Linked DNA regions of Homo sapiens: region 1 is linked to region 2. Evidence: chromatin loops called from intact Hi-C (ENCODE). Cell type or tissue: GM12878. All regions are shown on one strand. Each heading gives the region's core, and the rest is flanking DNA. Links, peaks and the distances in the headings are about the cores only.

Region 1 (10,500 bases), core at 3,133-5,632, 74 kb before region 2:
TAACTCTGCTCCAACATATGGATTCTAAAGGAGGGATTCCTGGCCTGCCTTGGGTTGGATGGTCACTCTTTGGATCAGTCACTGTGGTTGGGTGATGGATATTATAATAGATCGTGTTCCCTTTCATGAACTTTGGCTTTATATTGTGATATTATATAGTCCCATTAGAATCACATGGTTTGTGTAATGGAGAAGGAGCTGCTTCCCAAAAGGGAATGAGGTAGTGGTTAATAGAAGAAAATAAGAAAGAATGTTTAAAACAACAGGTGTCTATCATAGTTTCTGTGCCTCTTGGTTCAATTTCTTGAGGAAATCTGCTGCATTTATCCCCACCTTTGGCTTAGTTTCTCCTGGGTTGTTTGCCTACCTGTGACCCAATCGGATGGGTGGCCAACTCATATGTAGGAACACTGCAGTTAGGGCTCTGGGTGGGGAACACAATGATTGACCTATCTACCACAATAATATAAAAATAAGAAAGAATAGGCCAGGCGCGGTGGCTCACGCCTATAATCCCAGCACTTTGGGAGGCTGAGGTGGGCAGATCACGAGGTCAGGAGATCAAGACCATCCTGGCTAACACGGTGAAACCCCGTCTCTACTAAAAATACAAAAAATTAGCTGGGGGTGGTGGCGGGCGCCTGTAGTCCCAGCTACTCGGGAGGCTGAGGCAGAAGAATGGCGTGAACCCGGGAGGCGGAGCTTGCAGTGAGCCGAGATCGCGCCACTGCACTCCAGCCTGGGCGAAAGAGCAAGACTCTGTCTCAAAAAAAAAAAAAAAAAAAAAAAAAAGAAAGAATAGATCCCGGCATGCAGAAATAACCACAATTAATATTTTAGTTAATATACTTATATTCTTTTATCTATGCATTAATATATGTCTTTAAAAAATGGAATCAGCTGGGTATGGTGGCTCACACCTGTAATCCCAGCACTTTGGGAGGCAGAGGCGGGTGGATCACTTGAGGTCAGGAGTTTGAGACCAGCCTGGCCAAATGGCTAAACCTCCTCTCTACTAAAAATACAAAAGTTAGCTGGGCATGGTGGTGCATGCCTGTGCTCCCAGCAACTCAAGAGTCTGATGCATGAGAATCACTTGACCCTGGGAGGCAGAGGTTGCAGTGAGCTGAGATGGCACCACTGCACTCCAGCCTGGGTGACAGAACGACACTTGGTCTCAAAAAAAAGAGAGGCTGGGCGCGGTGGCTCACACCTGTAATCCCAGCACTTTGGGAGGCCAAGGTGGGTGCATTATCTGAGGTTGGGAGTTCGAGACCAGTTCTCCAGAGATGGAGAACCCTGTCTCTACTAAAAATACAAAATTAGTCAGGCATGGTGGCACATGCCCGTAATTCCACTACTCGGGAGGCTGAGGCAGAAGAATCACTTGAACCCAGGTGGCAGAGCCTGCGGTGAGCCGTGATCATGCCATTGCACTCCAGCCTGGGCAACAAGAATTAAACTCTGTCTCAAAAAAAAAAAAAAAAAGGATGATGTCATTTATACTATTTTGCAACACTCTTTTTACTTCATTATCTATTCTTCTACAATGTTTGTGACTTGAACTAGGGTAATGGGGATGGTGATAAGTGGTTGGATTTGACATATATATAAAGGTAGAGCCAGTGGGATTTGCTAATGAATTGGGTATGAGATGTGAGAAAAAGAAATTGCTGAAATTGTTAGATACTATTGCCTGTTCATGGGGGTATATGATGTGAGATTGAAATTAGAAGCTTTTTGGACTAAAATTCATATATACTGAGCAACTTTTGCTTTTCCAGTTAGGCATTATGGGGATTCAAAAATAATTTTATGAAAAAAATCCCTGTTCCCAAGGAACTTAAAAATCTGCCCAGAGGCTAAATAACCACAAATGAAATGATGAAATATATGGCAATAAAAATGAGTCACACACCACAACATGATTGAATTTCAAAACTATAAGGTTGAGAAAAAGATGTCAGACACAAAACAAGACCTATTAGATGATTTCATTTATATGAATTTCCAAAACAGGCAAAACTAATCCATGGTGTTAGAAATCAAGATAATGGTTACAGCTGGGATGTGGGGAGGGAGCTTGAGAAGGATTTCTGGGGTGCTAGTACCATTCTGTTTCTTCACCAGGGTGGTGGTTACATGAATGTGTTCACTTTATTGATAATTCATTGAGCTTATGATTTGTATACTTTTCTGTACATGTGTTATATTTAAATTAAAAAAGGTTAAAAACACTCCAGTTCTACACTGTGGATTCCTGATTCCAAGTGCAAGAAAAGGATATCTAAAGAGGGAGAACCTAGCTTAGGCTAGGAAAAGGGACAAGAGTAGGGCCTAGAGACTAGGCGGTGGAGAAGATGGTCCCAATGGTAGGACACTTGGGGCCCGAGTGTGCAGTAAGAAAGTGAGGGCCAGCGTGGGGCACAGTGAATAGAGTGGCTCAACCGAAGTAAAAGATGCGCAAGGTGATGTGTAAGACAGGAGCTGAGTCTGGGCGGTAATTCAAGGGAGACTGGGATTAGGGGGTCTTGAGTGCCAGGCTATGCAGTGTGGGACCTTTTGTTTCACATAGTGCAAGGTTACTGAAGCTTTGGCATATTGATCACAGTGTATTAGGATGTTGAAGAGGAGGGTCCTGGGTAAATGGAGTGGTAGGGATGGATGGAACTGTCACAGTGGGGCTGGAGAGGGGGTGGATGGAGGACTGTATGCTGTGAGGCTCTCTGAGATAGGCCTGGGGGTGTTGATCTTGGCTAGTGTTCTGTTCCCAGTTCTTGTTAGTGTAGATGTTTAGGTTTGCATCCTTTCCTAAGTGGGCCTCAGGGGCATCAGACTCAGGCTTGGTGTTCAGGGACAGCTTCGTAATGTGCCCCTGAGGAGTGCCCCATGTTTGGAGGTTTCTCAGAAAGTGCATGCTCTCACCTGAGCCAATCCCACCCCAACCCTCCCAAGTGGGGTCCAAACATGGGACCCTTCTAGAGTATGCCCCCTTCAGCCCTGACAGTGCAGAGTCTGTTTGCAGCAACGCAAGCCTCAGCGCCCAGCACGGAAGCCTGGGGCAGCTGTGTGGGCAGGATATGCTGGGGGCCAGCCCCCTCTACCTTATTTAGGCAAATGTGAGTATTTCTGAGTCCTCCCGCTGAATCCCTTCCAGCTTACTGACTCCTCTGTAGAGTGCAGATGGTGGAGGACAGGAAGTAGTTTCTTCATTTCCAGGAATCCTGGGCAACCGAAATTCCCATGTAGAGAAGCATCTTCCCTTTGTCTTCACACTTTGTAGCCAACCAGATATGCTGTCCAAGGGGAGAATAGTTGATTAAGGCAGAAGCATGGGCCTGATGAGATGTATTCCAGAGCCAGAAGGGACAGTATTCTTCCCTCTAGGGTGGGATGATCAATATCTCAGTAGGGACAAGGAAGATAAGGTTTGTTCTTTTCCAGTATTGCAGAATAGGAGGGGTTCTAGAAAATAAAGCAATATGGTGTTTTATGATTTCACACATCATATGAATTATCATACATTTGTTCTTCACGATCCTTGGCAATGATCGATTATCATATGAGTTATCTTATTTTCCGTTTTGTGCTTCTCAACCTCATGAGGAAGAGGAGGAAAAGAGCATTACCGCTGTTTGTCACATGAGGATTCATTTGCAGATAGTATGAAAATGGAGGCAATTTTTCCAGTCTCAAGAATGGTAAAAGGCACAGGTGGGACTTGAACCCAGACTCTTGGCTTCAAGTCCAGAGTTTTCTCATGCACCAGCTACCCCTCAACAGGATTTGACTATCCTGCAGTAACCCTAGAGGAAGTTTAGTCCTTGGGACGCTTGGCCTGCCAGTCTCTGAAAAAAATATGATGGGGATGGTGGTGGTGGTAGTGCACGTTGGGTTGAGGGGACAGAGGAAGAAGCAGGTTGATGGCTGTTGTCCATCAGGTAACACAGTGTTTCTTTTCCCATTTTCTCTGGAATCAAGAAGCACCCAGAAGACTGGGCTGAGCAGAAGACTGGAGAGGGTGCAGGAAAGATGGTAGCAGGAGAGGAGAATAAAGCACCATCCAGGAGCTTAGTGGAGAGTGCCCCTTTTCTCTCCCCAACTGGATCAGATTGTGTAGACAGTGTGGGAGGTGCAGCTGGTCAATGCTTAACCGAAGGTGATTTCCTCACACACTCAGGATTAGGGCAAGAGGATTTGTAGACCTCTCTATGCTGGAATGGATGTCATACCTTGTAACTTCCTCAGCAGTGTAAAAATCCAACATGTACCTTCCAGCTGTCTACAACACAAGTGCATGCTCGTCGGACAAGAGGTCACAGCTAAGGCAACAATCCACATGAGTTGGGAAGGGCTCATTTCACCTGTCAAACACTGCTGCTCTCATGTGGAATGCACTGTGGCTTTTTGGTCAAGATAATTACCGTGGAAGATCCTAGGTGGCAGCAAATCCCAGGTGAACAGACTGAGCCGTGGAGGTGGCATAAGGCAACCCTAGCCGAGGTGAGTGCAGACCAATCGTTTGGCATTTGGGGGCTGGCTGGGAGCAGCTGTTCCTGTTATAATCTCAGGTGTGTATCTTTGCCTTCATTAAGCTTCTTAATATTTCTGATGTGAGGAAATGATTTTCCAGTGGGTGCAGTTGCACCTTATGCAAAGATGTATTTTGAGAGTTAAATGAATTAAGTCTTGATCCCTCATCCTACCATTTCCAGATTTGGTGACCAAGTCCAAATTCATCCTCCATACTATTCTTCTAGATTTTACAGACTGTGCATATATCTACATTTAGTAACTGCTGTCTCTCTCTCTCTCTCTCTCTCTCTCTCTCTCTCTGTGTGTGTGTGTGTGTGTGTGTGTGTGTGTGTGTGTGTGTGTGTGTGTGTTTCTGCCATGCCAGGGGTCAGGGCTTCTTCTTGGGGCTGTGGCCTTTTCTCCTGCTACATTGGTTCTTTAAGATCCTTGGCAATGATCCATGCTATAACATAGATGAACCTTTACAAATATTATAGTAAGTGGCCTGCACCTGTAATCTCAGCACTTTGGGATGCTAAGACAGGAAGATCGCTTGAGCCCAGGAGTTCGAGACCAGCCTGGGCAATATGGCAAAACCCCTATCACTACAAAAAATACAAAAATTGGCCGGGCATGGTGGTGTGTGCCTGTAGTCCCAGTTACTTGGGAGTCTGAGGTGGGAGGATCACTTGAGCCTGGGAGGTCGAGGATGTAGTGAGTTATGATTGCACCACTGCACTCCAGCCTGGGTGACAGAGTGAGACCCTGTCTCAAAAAATAAAAAAAGTAAAATTATTTTCTAATTAAAAAAAAAATTAGGCTAGGCACGGTGGCTCACGCCTGTAATCCCAGCACTTTGGGAGGCCGAGGTGGATGGATCACTTGAAGTCAGGAGTTCGAGACCAGCCTGGCCAACATGGGGAAACCCTGTCTCTACTAAAAATACAAAAATCTGCTGGGCGTGGTGGCAGACGCCTGTAATCCCAGCTACTTGGGAGGCTGAGGCTGGAGAATCGCTTGAACCGGGGAGGCGGAGGTTGCAGTGACCAGAGATTGCACCATTGCACTCCAGCCTGGGTGACAAGAGTAAAACTCCATCTCAAAAAAAAAAAAAAATTATCCAGGTGTGATGGTGTGCACCTGTAGTCCTAGCTACTTGGGAGGCTGAGGCAGGAGGATCACTTGAGCCCAGGAGTTTGGGGCTGCAGTGAGCTATCTTCATGCCACTGCACTACAGCCTCACTGACAGAGCAGGACCCTGTCTCTAAAAAAAATTTAAAAATAAAAATAAAGAAAATATTATAGTAAGTGAAAGAAGCTAGATACAAAGGACCACATATGGTATGATTCATTTATATGAAATGTCCAGAATAGGCAAATCCATAGTCAGAAAGTAGAAAAATAGTTTCCAGGGAATGGAGGAGGGATCATTAAAATATCCTTAAATCTGCCAGGCATGGTGGCTTGTCCCTGTAATCCCAGCACTTTGGGAGGTCAAGGCGGGAAGATCATGAGGTCAGGAGTTGGAGACCAGCCTGACCAACACGGTGAAACCTCATCTCTACTACAAATACAAAAATTAGCTGGGCATGGTGGCACACGCCTGTAATCCCAGCTTACTCAGGAGGCTGAGGCAGGAGAATCGCTTGAACCCTGGAGGTGGAGGTTGCAGTGAGCTGAGCTCGTGCCACTGCACTCCAGCCTGGGTGACAGAGCGAGACTCCATCTCAAATATATATATATATATATATATATATATATATATATATATATTCTTAAGTTGATTGTGGTGATGGACACACAGTTTTGTGAATACACTAAAAGCTATTGAATTGTATATTTTAAATGGGTGGAATGTATGGTACTTGAGTTATATATCAATAAAGCTGTTAAGAAAGAAAAGATCCTTGGCAATGCAAATGTGGTGAGTTGTCTGGAGAGACTGTCCATGTGCCAAGGCTATAGGAAGGTAGGGCAGGTCGTGAGGACAGGTTCTGTGCAGGAGTGGCTGATGTTCTGACTCAGCTTAGATGGGCAGAGGTCAACTCAGTCCTCGGGATTTCTGCAGTCCTCTTCCTTTACTAGATTATTCTTGTTTTTCCTAGTCCAATCCATATTCTTCTTAGTCACTGGTAATTACGTGGCCTCTGCTATCCAGAGTCCTTCCTAGGTATAGAAGCCCTATTTGACCTTGTCCCTGGAATCTATCAGTTTTCCTGGTAGTTGGTTTGCTTTCCAGACTAATGGCCCAGGACAAATATCCATGAAAAAACTTTGCCGTCCCTTAATTTTTCCTCTGTTTCTGTGATTTTTCTGAAATCAGGTTTCTTCACATCTCTTTTAGACTGAAAGCTGTGCGAGGGCATGCAATTTTTTTTACCATCTCTGCAACCTTTCATCAATCGCAGGCCCCACAACATAGTTGGCACTCAATATGTGTTTGCTAATATACATTTTCAATCCAACTATGTATATATATATATATCCTTTTAGAATAATTTTCTTTCCTTCTTTCTTTTTTCTTTTTCTTTATTTCTTCCTTCCTTCTTTCTTTCCTTCTTTCTTCCCTCCCTCCTTTCTTTCCTCCCTCCCTCCTTCCTTCCTTCCTTTCTTTCTTTTTCTTTCTTTCTTTCTTTCTCTCTCTTTCATTCTTTCTTTCTTTCTCTTCCTTCCTTCCATCCTTCCTTTCTCTCTCTCTCTCTTTCTTTCTTCTCTCCCCCCTTTCTTTCTTTCTTCCCTCCCTCCCTCCTTTCTTCCTTCCTTCCTCTCTCTCTCTTTCCTCTCTGTCTCTCTTTCTTCTCTTTCTTCCTTCCTTCCTTTCTTTCTTTCTTTCTTTCTTTCTTTCTTTCTTTCTTTCTTTCTTTCTTTCTTTCTTATCTTTCTCTCCCTCTCTGTCTCTCTTTCTCTCTCTCTCTCTTTCTTTCTTCAGAGTCTCACTCTGTCACCTAGGCTGGAGTGCAGTGCTGTGTGATCATGGCTCACTGAAGCTCCTGGGCTCAGGTGATTCTCCCACCTTTGCTTCACAAGTAGCTGGGACAACAGCTGCATGGCACCATGCCTGGCTAATTTTTGTATTTTTCATAGAGGCAGAGTTTCACCATGTTGCCCAGGCTAGTCTCAAACTCCTGACCTTAAGTCATCCTCCCACCTCGGCCTTCCATAGTGCTGGGATTACACGCGTTAGCCACCATGCCCAGCTTAACTTCTTTTATATAAAAGGAATATTTGTTCATTGTAAAAAAAAATACTGAAAATATCAAGAAGAGGCTGGGTGTGGTGGCTCATGCCTATGATCCCAACACTTTGGGAAGTAGAGGCAGGAGAATCGCTTGAGCCCAGGAGTTTGAGACCAGCCTGGGCAACATAGTGAGATCCCATAGCTACGAAAAGTAATGGCAAAACCGCAATTACTTTTGCAACAACCTAATAGCTGGGCATGGTGGCATGCACCTGTGATCCCAGATTCTTGGGAGGCTGAGGTGGGAGGATCACTTGATCCAGGGAGGCTGAGTCTGAAGTGGGCTGTATGCTACCACTACTGCACTCCAGCCTGGGTGACAGAGTAAGACTTTGTCTCCAAAAAAAAAAAAAAAAAAAAAATACATTCTCACTGTTGGTTGAGCTGAAGTTTATTCATTTCTTTATTGTATATTCAACTCTGTGAGCATATCATGATTTATTCTCCTGTCTTTGGACACTGTTCCCTCCTTCTCTTTTTTCCCCCTTCCTTCCTCCTTTCCTCCCATCCCCTCTACCCTCCTCTCCTCTCCTCCCCTCTCCTCCCCTCCCTTCCCCCTTTCCTTCCTTCCTTCCTTCCTTCCTTCCTTGCTTCCTTCCTTCCTTCCATCCTTCCTTCCCTCCCTCCCTCCCTCCCTCCCTCTCTCTTTTCCCTCCCTCCCCCTCTCCCCCTTCCCTATACATATTCTTGTTTGTCTCCTGGGGCATATGTGCAAGTTTCTCTACCTAGGAGTAGAATTATTGGGTCACAGAGTATGTGAATGTTCATCTTTACAAGGTAATGACAAATTATTTTCCAAAGCAATTATATAAATTTATGCTCCCACTAGCAGTGTAAATTTTTTTTTTTTTTAAATTTATTTTTTTATTGATAATTCTTGGGTGTTTCTCACAGAGGAGGATTTGGCAGGGTCATGGGACAATAGTGGAGGGAAGGTCAGCAGATAAACAAGTGAACAAAGGTCTCTGGTTTTCCTAGGCAGAGGACCCTGCGGCCTTCCGCAGTGTTTGTGTCCCTGATTACTTGAGATTAGGGAGTGGTGATGACTCTTAAGGAGCATGCTGCCTTCAAGCATCTGTTTAACAAAGCACATCTTGCACCGCCCTTAATCCATTTAACCCTGAGTGGACACAGCACATGTTTCAGAGAGCACCGGGTTGGGGGTAAGGTCACAGATCAACAGGATCCCAAGGCAGAGGAATTTTTCTTAGTACAGAACAAAATGAAAAGTCTCCCATGTCTACTTCCTTCTACACAGACACGGCAACCATCCGATTTCTCAATCTTTTCCCCACCTTTCCCGCCTTTCTATTCCACAAAGCCGCCATTGTCATCCTGACCCGTTCTCAATGAGCTGTTGGGCACACCTCCCAGACGGGGTGGTGGCCGGGCAGAGGGGCTCCTCACTTCCCAGTAGGGGCGGCCGGGCAGAGGCGCCCCTCACCTCCCGGACGGGGCGGCTGGCCGGGCGGGGGGCTGACCCCCCCATCTCCCTCCCGGACGGGGTGGCTGGCCGGGCAGAGGGGCTCCTCACTTCCCAGTAGGGGCGGCCGGGCAGAGGCGCCCCTCACCTCCCGGACGGGGCGGCTGGCCTGGCGGGGGGCTGACCCCCCACCACCTCCCTCCCGGACGGGGTGGCTGCCGGGCGGAGACGCTCCTCACTTCCCAGATGGGGTGGCTGCCGGGCGGAGAGGCTCCTCACTTCTCAGACGGGGCAGCTGCCGGGCGGAGGGGCTCCTCACTTCTCAGATGGGGTGGTTGCCAGGCAGAGGGTCTCCTCACTTCTCAGACGGGGCGGCCGGGCAGAGACGCTCCTCACCTCCCAGACGGGGTCTCGGCCGGGCAGAGGCGCTCCTCACATCCCAGATGGGGCGGCGGGGCAGAGGCGCTCCCCACATCTCAGACGATGGGCGGCCGGGCAGAGACGCTCCTCACTTCCTAGATGTGATGGCGGCTGGGAAGAGGCGCTCCTCACTTCCTAGATGGGATGGCGGCCGGGCGGAGACGCTCCTCACTTTCCAGACTGGGCAGCCAGGCAGAGGGGCTCCTCACCTAGCAGTGTAAATTTTTTAAGTCTCCACATCCTCGTCAACACTTGTTATTGTCATATTTTTGCTTCTTGACAATATAGTGGGTATAAAATGGTATCTTGCTAGTGTCTTAATTTTTTTTATTTTTTTTTTATTTTTATTTTTTTTATTGATCATTCTTGGGTGTTTCTCGCAGAGGGGGATTTGGCAGGGTCATAGGACAATAGTGGAGGGAAGGTCAGCAGATAAACAAGTGAACAAAGGTCTCTGGTTTTCCTAGGCAGAGGACCCTGCGGCCTTCCGCAGTGTTTGTGTCCCTGGGTACTTAAGATTAGGGAGTGGTGATGACTCTTAACGAGCATGCTGCCTTCAAGCATCTGTTTAACAAAGCACATCTTGCACCGCCCTTAATCCATTTAACCCTGAGTGGACACAGCACATGTTTCAGAGAGCACAGGGTTGGGGATAAGGTCACAGATCAACAGGATCCCAAGGCAGAGGAATTTTTCTTAGTACAGAACAAAATGAAAAGTCTCCCATGTCTACTTCTATCCACACAGACCCGGCAACCATCTGATTTCTCAATTTTTTCCCCACCCTTCCCGCCTTTCTATTCCACAAAACCGCCATTGTCATCATGGCCCATCCCCAATGAGCCGCTGGGCACACCTCCCAGACGGGGTCGTGGCCGGGCAGAGGGGCTCCTCACTTCCCAGT
Region 2 (8,892 bases), core at 2,588-5,087:
TGTCAACACTGTTACTTTATATATGAGACAACAGAGGCCTAGAACAATCCATTGGCCTTCCCTGGCCACATAGTTAAGTGTTTGCAGTGAAGTGCCCTAGTCTAGCGGTGTTCTTGGCCCCGTACTCCTTCCGGTATCCCATGTAGCTTACTGATGAATGCATGCAATCTTTGCCTTTGCATTGCAAAATGTAATGTTCTGGGTGGTAGAGAAAAGAGAACCTTAGGAGATCTCATCCTATTTGGGGGAAGGATATCCTAGGACCAACCTCTTCCTGTCACCACTTGGAAAGCTGTCATTTTTATACTAACCAGCAGAAATCTAGTATAAGAGTTAGAGCATCTATGTGCAAAGTGGATGCAATAATGTGGAAGTGACTATACTTCCTTTTCTGACATGAATTAGTCATTTACTTATAATATGTTACCTAAATCCTTTCCTTTGATACTGCCTCAAAAACAGTTCTGTTAGTTCAGGTAAGGTATCATTTTGGTAGTGGTAAGTTGACAGTGAGGTTTATTTCAGTGAAAAACTTTTTTTTTTTCTTTTCTGTTTTTTTTTTTTTTTTTTTGAGATGGAGTCTCGCTCTGTTACCCAGGCTGGAGTGCAGTGGTGCGATCTCGGCTCACTGCAGACTCCGCCTCCCGAGTTCATGCCATTCTCCTGCCTCAGCCTCCCGAGTAGCTGGGACTACAGGCGCCCGCCACCACGCCCGGCTAATTTTTTGTATTTTTAGTAGAGACGGAGTTTCACCGTGTTAGGATGATCTCGATCTCCTGACCTGGTGATCCGCCCGCCTTGGCCTCCCAACAGTGAAAAACTTTTAAGAACCACTTTGTTCTGTTATTTTAATACAATTTAACTCATTAGACACCTGATTAAGACTTGAGTTATCCTCTTCCTCCCTTCCTCCCTCCCCTTCTATGTGCCAGCCAATGTCTTGTTGTTGGGAATATAAACAATATTGTTGGCTGGGCGTGGTGGTTCATGCCTATAATCCCAGCACTTTCGGAAGGCGAGGTGGGCGATTGCTTGAGCTCAAGAATTTGAGACCAGCATGGGCAACATAGCAAGACCCTATCTCAATTAAAAAAAAAAACCCAAAAGTGTGGCTTCTGCCTTCAAGACATGTACAGTCTAGTAGGGGAGAATACGTAAACATAACAGTTAAAATACAGCCCATTTAGGGCCTCGCTATAGGTTTGAACAAAGTGCTGCAAAAATCCAGAGAAGAGAGCAGCTGTACCATCTGGGAGCAGGGACAGCAGATGAGTTATCTGAGCAATGGATAACAGCTATTGCTAGTTAAAATGAACTGTTACCAGTGGATAACCTTGAATGCAGGTAGAAAACTGACCCACCAACATTGACCTTCTCACGCTTGCAAATATGAGTAACCCTTGGGCTTCCTGATAGAGCCTTCTGGAAAGGTCATGTCTTCTGATTGCTTACTCTAGATTTCTGAAGTTCTTTTTTTCTAGATGAGTCATGGTGTGTACTTAGGAAGGGGACACAGCAAACATTTCAAGGATGTTTTCTAGGCTCAGGGAGATACCAAATCATGGAAAATTATTTCTTAGGGCTGTCATGATTGGAGGAAGACTCTACTGCAGAGAGCTTAGTATTTCAAAATTATGACAAAAGCAAAGACAAAAAAGCAGTCTCAGCAGAAACTGTGTACTGCAGACCATATTAACAACCTAGGACCACCTGCTCAGCTGGGAATTATGGGCCCAAAGCATAGCAAAATCCTCAATCCCAGATTGCAGTGTTAAATCTTTCTATGGAGAGTATGTTCATAGAAAAATCTTTCTCTCTGGGGGATTGCCCAGATTGTTTTTCATAGAGATCCTTCATTTGAATTATACTATACTGTCCTGCTCTCAGTTTTTAAAAATATACATTTATTTGCTCCTTTTATGTGCTTCTAACTCAGCTATATGTGCACTGTGCCACAGCACTTTAAAAATAGTTCCAAGTAAATTCTCAATATTTATACCAGCTCAGAAGGTAGAACAAAACAGATTGAATGTCTTTATATTTTCCAACTAAGTTGAGAGTTTGATATTAAAAAAAAAATTCTGTAATATAGCTGATCTTACATGAATTTGGGGGTGACAAACTCTAACCTACTCTGAAAGAGGCAGGTCAAAAGAAAATGGCATTGGGTTAAAAAAATAAACAATTCAAGGGGAAGTAAGGAAGTTAACAGATAATGAGTGCTCAGTGTGTGCTATGCTTTAAGTACTTCTTGTTCTATATCATTTTATTTTCAGAATAATTTCACGAGGATAGGCTTGCTGTTCTCATTTACAGATGAGGAACTGAAGTTGAGAGAGCCTGGCTAGGATGGCTGAGCACGGTGGCTGATGCCTGTAATCCCAGCATTTTGGGAGGCCGAGGTGGGTGGATCACCTGAGGTCAGGAGTTTGAGACCAGCCTGGCCAACATGGTGAAACCTCGTCTCTACTAAAAAGACAAAAATTAGCTGGGCGTGGTGGCCGGTGCCTGTAATCCCAGCTACTCGGGAGGCTAAGGCAGGAGAATCGTTTGAACCCATGAGGCGGAGGTTGCAGTGAGCCCGAATTGCACCATTGCACTCCAGCCTGGCAAGAGTAAGACTCTGTTTTCTAAAAAAAAAAAAAAAAAAAAAAAGAGCCCCTTGCTAGAAATCTTACAACTAATGTATCTATCCAGGTGATCAAGAAAGACTCAATATTTTTTATTTTTTAGACTATACAAATGAAAATACAAAAGCAAAAATTCTCCCAGTGAGCTTCTGACCCCCAGAAATCCATGCACACCTGAAATGATCAGTTTTTGTTGTGTAGGTGGCGGCATATTTTTGAATGAATCCATGACAGAAAGAAGCTCAGTGGATTTCAGTATTTAAAAATGTATATACTTTAGTTTTTTCCATGTTTGTTCTTCTGTGTTTCTTTGTGAAATTCTTTTTTTTTTTTTTTTGAGACAGAGTCTTACTGTCTTGCCCAGGCTAGAGTGCAGTGGTGCAGTCTTGGCTCACTGCAACCCTGCCTCCCGGGTTCAAGCAATTCTCCTGCCGCAGCCTCCCCGAGTAGCTGGGACTACAGGCACTTGCCCGGCTAGTTTTTGTATTTTTAGTAGAGATGGGGTTTCACTCTGTTGGCTAGGCTGGTGTTGAACTCCTGTCCTCGTGATCCACTCGCCTTGGCCTCCCAAAGTGCTGGGATTACAGGCGTGAGCCACTGCACCTGGCCTGTGAAACTCTTTTTTAAAAAAAAAAAAAAAAATCTCAGTCCATCTCAGGTGTTCTGAAGGGTAATGAGGAAAAGAAGGACAGAACTGTATTGGATCACAGTTTGAGAATTAAAGTTCCTGATGAATTGGGCCCTGGGTCAGAAGGAAGGGTGAACTGGGCCCAAAGGGACAAAACCTTGCTTGAAAATGTGCTCAGCTCCCAGGGAGATAGTTGCCAAATGCCTGTGCCTTGTTAGCATTGTTTTGTTTTTATAATGGAGACCATTCTCTCACAAGTCTTAAAAAATTCAGTGTTTGATCCTAGCTGGAACAAGGGGGCTACAGGGTTGGGCAGAACATTTTAAACTCTGACTGGCAGCACTGTTTACAAACATGAAATTATGTTGGCTTTTCGAATTCAGTTAAAGTATAGTAATCTAGAAAATTACCTCGGGAAGGGGAACTTGATGTTATTCTGTGGGCTTTGCTGCCACCTAGTGGATGGTATGTTTCATGTGTTGAGCGGCTACTACAAAACATGAGGAGTTGAGTTTGGGGGAAGAAGCTACTGATACCTGTGTTAAAAAACCTAGTTTCTTTCCAGTCATTGGGGGGCAGCAGAGGTCCAGGAGGGTTTAGATGCTGGGTTGGGGGTTGCTTTACATTCTGGCCAGAAGTGGGCAATGTCGAGTTAGGAACAAAAGGGCATAGAACCCTAAAGTGGCCCTAGATTTTGTTGTGTGGGGGAAGACCAAGACTGTGCACATAGACCCGCAGGTTTCCCGTTTGATTTCTTTTTTTCACCTCCTTAGTTTGAGAGCTTCTTTTTTTGGTTTGTTCTACGTCTTTTATTCTCAATGGTGACCTCCCACGCAATAATCTTTAATTTTTTGTTGGTGGAGGGGCCCATTTAGTTTTTATTTCATTTTCTCTTTGATATTTCCACCTTATATTGAATTAGGTCCTGCCGCCAAATAAGCTCTCTCAGAGGGAACTGTCCTACATTTGTAGGAAATCTGAGGTAGTCACATCATAACTTTTTTCAACTCATTTTTCTCTGTTTAGAAGGTGAGATTAATTATATATTTTTTTATGTGCTGGGGTCTCGCTACGTTGCCCAAGCTGGGAACTCCCTGGGGTCAAGTGATCCTCCTGCCTGAGGCTTCTGTGTAGCTGGACCTACAGGTGTGTCACAGTGCCTGGCTCTGAGATTAGTTCTTTACCTTTCATTCTTAAAACTTTGAATCTACTTATTTTATTTGCTAAAAAGTGCTAATTGATGACTTTACTTGTTTATTGAACTCTATTTTATATTTGGTGTATTTAAGGCTACCAAAGAAAAAAGAATATCGAAATAGATTTATATTTATGAATTTCATTGCTGCCCTAACTTACTGCCTTATTTTCTCCATCCTCCCAGCTTGGATGACTCCTATTCCAAGTCATTCCCACCCCTCAGGTTGCATAGGAGCCCTTAGTCTACTGCATTCCTCCAGTGCTGCACTTATCACATTGTTATGAAACTATTCATTCACTTTCTTCTCTCTCCCACTGGACTCAATTGTGAACAGTAACAGTGTGTGTTTGTTGAATGAGTGTATGAATGAATAAACCTTTTTTTTTTTTTTTGAGACGGAGTCTCGCTTTGTTGTCCAGGCTGTAGTGCAGTGGCATGATCTTGGCTCACTATAACCTCCGCCTCCTGGGTTTAAGCAGTTCTCCTGCCTCAGCCTCTTGAGTAGCTGGGACTACAAGTGTGTGCTCCCACGCCTGGCTAATTTTTGTATTTTTAGGAGAGACATGGTTTCACCATGTTGGCCAGTATGGTCTCTATCTTTTGACTTTGTGATCTGCCTACCTTAGCCTCCCAAAGTGCTGGAATTACAGGCATGAGCCACTGTGCCCGGCCAAATAAACACTTTTTAACTGCAAGAAAAAGTTATGTTATTAAGTTACTTGGATGCTAAAACATGGAAAGTGGTACGAAAGAAAAAAAGCCAAGGCAAAGATTCATAGGAGAGGCTGTGGGGTGGGGAAGAGCATGAGACAAGAAGTCAGAGGAGGGGCTGGTGCGGTGGCTTAGGCCTGTAATCCCAGCACTTGGGGAGGCCAAGGTGGGAGGATCGCTTGAGCCCAGGAGTTTGAGACCAGCATGGGTGATATAGCAAGACCTTGTCTCTACCAAAAATCAAAAGAATTAGAGGGGCGTGGTGGCGTGTGCCTGTGGTCCCAGCTACTCAGAAGGCTGAGGTGGAAGGATTGCTTGAGCGTGGGAGGTCACGGCTGCAGTGAACTGTGATCATGCCACTTGCACTCCAGCCTGAGTGACAGAGTGAGAACCTGTCTCAAAAAAAAAAAAAAAAAAATCAGAAGACTTGTATTGTAGGCTTTGCTCTGTTAACTAGTTGAATGGACAAATAAACTTACCTCTGAGCCTCAGTTTCTCTGTCTGTGTTGTGAGAGGATTGGTCTGGATGTTCATCAAAGTCTCTTGCCACTGTTAATGCCTCTCAGCATGATTCTTGATGGTTCTTTTGTGTTTGAGGAGGATTGTACTGTTTTTGTTGATCCTCATTTGGGCTTTGCTTTCTGTTTTCTCCTTAATCGTTGCTTTTTATTCATATTTTCAGATTCCCATTATCCATTTATAGGAGGCAGAAAGTTAAATGATTATAACAAGATGCACATATTTGTATGAAGCCTTTTACAAAAAGTAAACATTTGTAAAATGTCTTCTAGTTCCCACGTTAACAGGCTTGTAGGATTCACATACATTCCACATATACTTTTACATACATCAGCTCATGTGATCCTTCCTTCCTACCCAGTGATGTGGAGACAGACAAATAGTAGTATTCCTATTTTACACTTGAGGTAATTACACCTTGGTGAAACTTTAGTTGATGTATCCAGGCCCTGGAACTAATAAGTGACTGAGGGGGAACTGGATAACAGACATTTGGACTCTAAACCTTTATATTCCTTCCTGTTATGTTTAGGACTCTCAGATGATGGCTTTATATATATGTCATGTTAGAGGGTTTTCATTAAAAATATTAAACTTTTCTTTTTAAGAAATTTTTATTTATTTTAAATTTTCATCAGAGCCATCAGACTGGATTCTTTTCTTTTTTAAATGGGAAAAATTTGGCAGAGATTGATAGGAAAGGATGAAGGCCGGCTATCTCAAATGTTTCTGCATAGTTGGCCATACTTAATATGGTCCAGGAGAAATGGAGGAGAATGCAGGTCAGGAGACCTGACTTTGGCTAGGGAGGGTGATCCTGGACCAGCACTGTCCAACAGAGCTTTTTGCAGTGGGGAAACATTCAGGGTCTGCACCGCCCATTATGGTAACCACTAGCCACATGTGGTTATTGAACATTTGAAATGTGGCTAACAGACTGAAGAACTGAATTTTTAATTTAACTTTGACTAAGTTTAAATAGTCACCTGTGTCTAGTGGCTGTGGTGTTGGACAGCACAGCTCTGGACAGATTTGTCAACACTATCAGGTTACAGTTTTCTCATCTCTGTAATGAAAGGATTAAAGAAGCTGATCTCTAAAGCTCCTTTCATTTTTTAGAAATACACAGTCTGTGCCTTCTAAAACTGGTGATTCAAATTGAGCTGTAAACCTAGAATTTCTGCAGAATGGTCTTTGATTCACATTATTTCTAATTTCAGTTTTAATTGGGTGACTAGAATCCAGGATGAGATGAATTTGAAGGAAAATCAGTATTTGAACATATCTGCCCAGTGCTAGTGTCTGAATAGAGATATTGCTGGAGAAGAATACAGATTCCAAATAGAAATGACCCTGGCTGGCATTATCTTTTCTATCTCTACAGCGTCATTTTTAACAGTTCTTTGTGTTATGCCTTGCTTTCTTTTTAGATGATTAGAACAAACTGATTAAATGGCACTGTCTTCTGCCCAGGTGAAATAGACTGAAGTCACGCTAACTTTTCTCAGTAGGTGTCTTCATTTTGCATGTCTTGATATCAGGGGAGGAGATTTTATTAGTCAGTTTCCTGAAACCTTTATGCCCTGGTTAATAGTTGAAACCATTCTTCTTAGCTGTTGAGTAGTCAATTGTGTGAGCTAATATTTCAAAGAATCCTAGAACCTCTGCTTTTAGAATAGTGTCTGGTAAATAGATCTGCTTTAAAAGAGGGGAAGCAGATCTTTGTAAACAGAATTTTCTGAAAACCACTATCAAAGAGACTTACTCTCATGAGTCAATTTTTGCCTTTCACGTGGACTGGCCTCAGCATCTTAGATTTAAATGTTTTAATATAATAAAATCTTTAAACTTTGATTTTGTACTAAACTAGGATTTCTTTTATATTTCTAAAAGTGTCAAGGCTTTGTTCACTGAAAATGGCATTATGATCTAGTCCTCTCTCACCTTGGCCATTAGAAATGTAATGTAGCCAGGCATGGTGGCCTGTGATCCCAGCACTTTGGGAGGCTGGGGCGGGTGGATCACCTGAGGTCAGGAGTTCGAGACCAGCCTGACCAACATGGTGAAACCCCATCTCTACTAAAAATGCAAAAATTAGCTGGGTGTGGTGGCACACGCCTGTAATCCCAGCTACTCAGCAGGTTGAAGCAGAGAATCGCCTGAACCCGGGAGGCGGAGGTTGCGGTGACCCGAGATCACGCCATTGCACTCCAGCCTGGACAACAAGCACAAAACTCTGTCTTGAAAAAAAAAAAAGCTGTAATGTTATATTGGCTGATAGTCTATTGCCAGAGAGTTTGCTTTAAGAAATTTGATGGAATGAATAGGTGAGTTTGAATAGGTCTGTTTGGTTTTGTTTGGCACTGTGAACACCTTTTGCTTCCTGTTATTGCTCTTTCTTTTATACATTTCTTATAATACCACTGATTCAGGAATGTTCTGCAATTATGTAGCATTTCTGTAAATACCAGTGTTAGTGAAATAAAAGCATTCTGGCTGAAAGTCCAAAATCTCTCCTTTAAGTTCTGATGCCAGAATCTCCAGGTTACTTACTTGACCCAATATACCAAATAAGGTAGTGCCCTTTTTCCTCCTGGGGCAGCCCGGTTCTTCTGAAAGGTAGTATTTCCCAGCCTCTTTTGAGTCATGGTACACGTAGGAGATTGCAGTATTTTTATGGCACACTGGGAAAATCAGTTGCTTATAGCTGGAGACATTGGAGCCCCTAAGGCTGGAGGTCACTTTCCAACCAGAGCTGTGCTGGAGTCCAGTAGGTGGGAGGCTGTGCTTTGAGGGACTAAAGGAAGCCTGTATCTTGTGGTGAGGGTTCCACCTCACAAGTTACAGATCTCAGTTCCATTTGGCTCTAGCAGCAATGTGGCCACTTCTGTTGCGGTTACTCTTTCTTCACCTTTTTCTTGCCAAAAATAAACTTATCTTTAAATGAAAACTAAATTATTTCTTATATTTTGGTCCTTTGTTATAGCTGAGATTGGGAATTTTTCTTTCTTTCTTGAATCCTTACTTCCCTACCCTGCCTCCCCACCAATGGAAATCTGTGCTTCATAAGCATTTTAGATTCCAGAAAGCTCTTTAGGTTAAACTACAACCCTCTCACCTCAAAGAATTTGTGGGCCAGGGAAGTCAGTGACTTATGTGAAGTCTTGCGGCTAATTAATGGTAGAGCTGGAGTTAGGACACATGTC

The links. Hi-C counts contacts between places; a loop is a spot of excess contacts. Peaks named below come from ENCODE experiments on the same cell type or tissue, not always from the same donor. Only the 100,000 strongest peaks of a DNase experiment are listed, where the experiment ranks them.
Region 1: it touches region 2 in a loop (5-fold over the local background); 80 of 110 quality-filtered maps call a loop at or near these places.

Annotation. Positions count from the first base shown.
Region 1 is chr14:22,638,101-22,648,600 of GRCh38, reverse strand. OR6J1 (olfactory receptor family 6 subfamily J member 1) reads left to right here and starts at 4,249. Exons shown (of 2, transcript NM_001348233.2): 1 at 4,249-4,503. In GM12878, for the core only: a CTCF peak has its summit at 4,433; no DNase peak of the experiment used is centred there.
Region 2 is chr14:22,565,389-22,574,280 of GRCh38, reverse strand. All of the region lies in intron 2 of DAD1 (defender against cell death 1), which reads left to right. Among named protein-coding and RNA genes, the nearest start is that of LINC02332, 13 kb to the right of the region's middle. RefSeq lists an enhancer at 3,265-3,987. In GM12878, for the core only: a CTCF peak has its summit at 3,838; a DNase peak (open chromatin) is centred at 3,860; H3K4me3 peaks cover 511 bases; H3K27ac peaks cover 1,112 bases.